2 separate regions of the Homo sapiens genome follow, and region 1 is linked to region 2. A link is a loop called in an ENCODE intact Hi-C map of the cell type or tissue named here. Cell type or tissue: IMR-90. All regions are shown on one strand. Links, peaks and the distances in the headings refer to the core of each region. The heading gives the core; the rest is flanking DNA. Region 1 has its middle 99 kb from the start of YTHDC2. Region 2 overlaps PGGT1B (protein geranylgeranyltransferase type I subunit beta).

Region 1 (2,921 bases), core at 267-2,766, 1.6 Mb before region 2:
AGGATTTTCATGTAATAGTAAAGGCTAATGAAAGGTTTTTGCCTTTTTAAAATTTTTGAGTCATCATTTTGGCAAAATAAATAAATTTATGGTAGTCTAGAATTCTATTTCATAACATCAATATTTTAAACCTGTAACATATTTACCAGGTTTTCCAAAATCAAACCTCAGTTTCAAAATTGTCTTTCGTGATACTTGGCTTTTCGGAGGCTCCAGAAGGGACCCTGGAGTGTCCAGAAAAGAGAGAAAAACAGGATTATTTAACAGGTTTAGGTATATGAGATTGCCAAAATGATGTTAAATCATCTTCAGGTTATATTTTAGTGGATAATGTTAATATATGTTCCAAAATTGTGTGAGATGTCAAAAAATTCTAATGATAAAATATGTTATATTTAATGGCAGTTATCTTTCTGGTCATCTTTAAGAATTTGGTATGTGTGTCAATCAAAAAGTTCATTGTAAATTAATTCTGAGCTAAGCAGTAAAGGGACTTATTGGAAGGATGTCAAGCCATTCACAGAATTAACGAGATTGAAGAACTAGATATTGAAATAGGCAGGGGTGTGGGAAGATGGAATTTTAGCCAAGGAAGGGTCAGGCCAGGACCTTATCCCTGGCTTTGCTGCCATTAGACACTATAGAGCTCTTCAAACACTTTTCATCCTTCCCTCTATCTTTGCACCACCCTTTCAAGAATCAAAGTCTGATTGGAGCAAATGACCAGATAAGCGGGTGCTTTTCTGGCCAAAGAAAATCAGGCAGGCCTCTTCTGCCATGTCAGGTAGAACCCTACTTCTCACCAACCCTGATACAATGCAGTAACCTCCACAATAGGAAAGGGGTTTCAATTATGGTTAGATTTTTTTTTTTAAAGACAATAGATGTGCTACAGCATTTACTGATCCCTGCTGATTATAGGATCCTTTTTCATTTGCCTAGTGATTGAAATAATGTATAAAGTGGAAGTTGTTAAACTGTGGCCCATGCATATGATTCAAGGGTCATATATTGTCTAAAATTGTGTGCAGAAATTTGAGGTATATGCATTTCGCATTTTTGGCGGTGGGAGGGTCCATAACTTCTCCAAGAGGTCTACAATCTACAAAAAATTGAGAAATACTCTCTGGAAAGTTCTATATAATTGCTTTCTCCTTTTGAAAGTTCACTCATTTGTCTGCATTAATTGTCACTAGTATTACTACCTTTTATCCGCTAGATGGTGATATTGTACGTGTTTTCATGCACCAATCATAAGCTTCATTGATATGAATTGAAATAGCTCAGTGGTTTAAACGAAACCTCTTCAAAACCATTTGAGGGAAGGAAGGAATTTTAGAAACTGCATATTCCTTCTCCTTGTCTTACACATGAGGAACTGCGTTCCCAAAAGTTTAAGAGAGAGCCTTGACTGGAAAAAAAACCCCTTTGAAAAAATGGAAAGGATGCCCTGAGGGGAAGGAGCACCTGGAGTCTGGGCTCTCCTCTTTCAACCCCAAATCACTTTAGGATGCACCTCTGGCTAGCTGAGAGACTGGGGGTGGTGCTGGTTGTGGACTTTAGATGCCTTTGGCTCTGAGACACATATATTTCAGTTAAAACTGACCATGACTGAAAATCTGATCCTTCTCTTGGGATCCTGATAATGCTAAAGAGAGCTTTACTTAGGGAAGAGTTTGCAAAGAAAGCCGCTTTTCTCTGACATAAGCCTCCCCTCTCCCCTTTCCTGGTTAGCTTTAGACATTTCTTAAGTGCAGTATGTTATTTTGAGGGCCAAAGGTAACCCTATATAGATGTACGTATTATGATAACAGGAATGAGTGACTGAGGCAAAAGTCTTGTTATCAATGGTGAATATCACAGTTACTGTTGGATAATCTGTGTGGGTCTGCAGCAGCCTCAGTTCTTGACTCCTCAGAAGAAAGAATTCAACTAAGGGGCATAAGGCAGAAGAAAAGACCAAGGCAAGTTTCAGAGCAGGAATGAAAAGAAAGTAAAGTACACTTGGAAGAGGGTCAAGTGGGAATGTTGGAGGTAAAGTGCCCTGTTTGACCTTGGACTTAGGGTTTTATATGCTGCCAGTGTCTTGCCTCCCTTTTACCTTGATTCTTCCCTTGGGGTGAGCTGCCCACATGTGTGGTGCTGCTAGCACTTGGGAGGTGAGTATGTGCAGTATGTTTACTGGAGTTGTAAGCATGCTCACCTGATGCAGTCTTCCGTTTTCCAGAGGAATGCCCCCAGAAAGTCATATACCAGTTAATTTGCACCATTTTGCCTCTTAATGCATATGTTTGAGCCCACTCACCCAATTCCTGAGATCTTATTGGGAAGCTGCTGATCTCCAGTTTCAGTTGTTTTTATCTAATGGGAAACTGCCTTTCTCTGGCAGAGGCTGTGACCAATTATCATTTTGGAGAGGCCATGTGACAAACTGCCTGACCATCACCTGATGGTTGCCTGGCATTCCTGGTGGTGGTTAGGGGAGCCCTCTCTTGCCCTGCTCGTGCCTCATGGCTGTGTCCCCACCCAGATTTCATCTTGAATTCCCACGTGTTGTGGGAGAGACCAGGTGGGAGGTAATTGAATCATGGGGGCAAATCTTTCCCATGCTGTTCCTGTGATAGTGAGTAAGTCTCACGAGATCTGATGGTTTTAAAAAGAGGTATTCTCCTGCACACGCTCCCTCATTTTTTGCCTGCTGCCATCCAGTTAAGATATGACTTGCTCCTCCTTGCCTTCTGCCATGATGTGAGGCTTCCCTAGCCACATGGAACTGTAAGTCCAATTAAACCTTTTTCTTTTGTAAATTGCTCAGTCTCAGGTATGTCTTTACCAGCACCATGAAAACGAACTAATACACCTGACTAGCTACCTACTGTAACAGTCTCAACTATCTAGATTTATTAAGCCAGCTTTAGGGT
Region 2 (2,921 bases), core at 188-2,687:
TCCAGCATTTTCAACTCATAGGTGAAGACTTAGGGTGAGACCATAAGGTTTATGAGAGTAACAGAGTTATGGTGAATGGCTTATGTTTATAAAAAGAGGTCCCATCAGAAATGCTTGGCAGACAGAACCAATAAGTCACTTTGGGGCAAATATCTGGCCTCCTTTAAAATAGTCTGGGAAACCATTCCTCTTCCAATCACATCAGAATTCTCAAGTAGTCCTAAAACTGAAAGAGAGAGAATTAAAACAAGCCACAAAAAACACAAAGGAATTTTGGGCTGTGGGCCTCCCAGAGAAATAGTATAATGTAGGGTTTTATGGTTCCTAGATGACTTCTACTTGGGAATAAACTGCTGGGCAACCTGACTCAGCACAGGTGTATAGAGGGGTAATTGTGCGAACACACGCACCTAAAATCAAGCCAATGAAGTTATTTTTACTTTTTTACTTCTTTCAGAGAATATCTGTTTATTCTGTTTCTTCTTTTCCCTAGAACTCAATCTGAATCTGCAGCCTGAGAAGTGTAAATAAGCAAACAATATCTTTCTGTTCACCCCTCTTCTCTCACTCTGAACAATATGTATAAGAAGTTTATCTTACAAGGATGAAAAAGTAACATCCCCCAACCCCCAATCAAGTTGCTTTACCAAAGAATCAATTCACAGACAAGAGGGTTAACCTAAGTGTCTCCAAAAGATGTCAAATATTCCAGGCTTAAGACACGCATACCCCAAAGATTAAATAAGAACAACAAGAAGGATGGGCGCAGTGGCTCACTCCTGCAATCCCAGCACTTTGGGAGGTCAAAGCGGGTGGATCAACTGAGGTCAGGAACTCGAGACCAGCCTGGCCAACATGATGAAACTCCATCTCTACTAAAAATACAAAAAGTCAGCTAGGCGTGGTGGTGGGCACCTGTAATCCCAGCTACTAGGGAGGCTGAGGCAGGAGACTCACTTGAACCCAGTAGGTGGAGGTTACAGTGAGCTGAGGTTGCAGTGAGCCGAGATCGTGCCATTGCACTCCAGCCTGGGCAACAATAGCAAAACTCCATCTCAAAAAAAAAAAAAAAAAAAAAGAATGAAAAACAGTCTATAGTCTGGACAGTGGAAAAAAGAACTTAGTCATACTGATATAAGAAATATACTGAAAACACTAATTTATGAGAGTTGACTAGATTCCCAAACTTTGGATCCCTTGTCCTGACCCTTTCTGGTGCAACCCCATCCTTTACCAAGTGTCTTAAACAAGTGTCTTAAACAATGGACTACATTCCTGCCTAGATACCAGATGGGCCTATGACTACATCATATTGCATCTAAAATTATAAATAAGCATCTACATTAAGAAATAAGAACACAAATAAAATTGATAACCATGTCAGTGAAGAGAGAGCCTTAGATGATACATTAGACTTAATCATGAAGTTAAAATACTAGCACATAGATGCTGCCATAATACTTCGAAACAAATGACTGAAAGACTGCATGAATTCTGGAATTTTAAGCATTATTCTTCATTTATAATTATTTTTCAATGGCTGATTCAACTGGTAAATACTTTTAAGTACAGTCACATATCTGTGGAATTATTTAACTTGTAAAATAGTTTTTCTACTATCATACTTTTTCAATAAGAAACATCTACTGAACACCTACTACAGACTAGATGTCACCACAAAAATGAATAAAGCTTCCTAACCTTAAGGAGGTTACATGTTAAGTGCTATTACATGAATCATCTTCTTCCTTTCTCAACTGGCTCCTTTTGCCTTTTATTATCCAGACCAGATAGCAGTTCCAATTCAAGAATCCTGGGACTCCTTCTTTTTCTTCATCCCCTCTTTTCTAGCCCTACTTCACTGCCTCAGCATCTCTCTCCTGGACTACCACATGAGTGTCCTCATTGGTCTCCCTGGTTCTGGTCCTGTACCATGTGATATATGACTATATATATGACTATTCCTGTCACTTACATGATATCCAACTCATGTTTCTAGACAAGCACACAAAGCTTTCCATGATCTGATGCATGCCTACCTCTTCAGATTACATTCCTACCATATCCCTTTACATTTTGAACCACTACTAGAGAACTAATTGAAGTTTTCTGCTCAACACTCACTTCTCCAGCTTTATTCTTCTTATTGTCCATTTGCAACAACAACAACAACAAAACACTGGAACACATTCTTTAAGATTTAGCTTTGGGATTACTTCTTCCAAGAAGCCTTCTCTAGTCCCTGTCTCTCTTCAGGCTGAGCTACTTAGGTACTTCCAGAATGCCCTCAGAATATCACAATCATTTTGTCTAGTCAGGGGATTAGCCATAACAAAATCATCTGGGCACTTGTCAGAAATGCAGCATCTCCGGCTCACACTCAGCATCACACTCCTCAGCTATTGCAATATACTTTAACAGGCTGCTTCATGCAACACCGCAGCTCTTTCGCCTACCATTAGATTTACAGTTCCCATAAAGTAAATTTCTAAGACCTTAGACGTTCTCTGCTGCTCCTACACGTAAAACACCATACAGACACTCTATTAAGAGTTAATAACTTTACAGAGGACTGGGATGCACAGGAGTATTCATCTAAAAATACAATGACCCAGGCTTATGCAATCAGAATCTGCATTTTAACAAGATCCCCAAGTGATTCACATACACATTAGAGTTGGGAATCACTGCTGTAATAACTGCATATTTGTTTCTCCTATAAGGCAAACAGTCTCTAACTTTAGCCTGCTTTAGAACCACCTGAGATGCGTGTTATAATGCAGACTCCCAAGGCCCACACAGAATCCAATGAAGGTCTGGGAAGGGGCCCAGGTATGTGCATTTTTGAAAGCACATACAAGCCATTACTTAGAGTCTCCCACCACTACACTTTGAAAGATGTACTGCTAGACTGTGATATA

What was found. Peaks named below come from ENCODE experiments on the same cell type or tissue, not always from the same donor. Only the 100,000 strongest peaks of a DNase experiment are listed, where the experiment ranks them.
Region 1: it touches region 2 in a loop (4-fold over the local background); 22 of 110 quality-filtered maps call a loop at or near these places.

The regions. Positions count from the first base shown.
Region 1 is chr5:113,610,955-113,613,875 of GRCh38, forward strand. No RefSeq gene overlaps it. Among named protein-coding and RNA genes, the nearest start is that of YTHDC2, 99 kb to the left of the region's middle. In IMR-90, for the core only: a CTCF peak has its summit at 1,226 (motif pointing right); no DNase peak of the experiment used is centred there.
Region 2 is chr5:115,256,474-115,259,394 of GRCh38, forward strand. All of the region lies in intron 1 of PGGT1B (protein geranylgeranyltransferase type I subunit beta), which reads right to left. Among named protein-coding and RNA genes, the nearest start is that of PGGT1B, 4.9 kb to the right of the region's middle. In IMR-90, for the core only: no CTCF peak of the experiment used is centred there; a DNase peak (open chromatin) is centred at 1,678.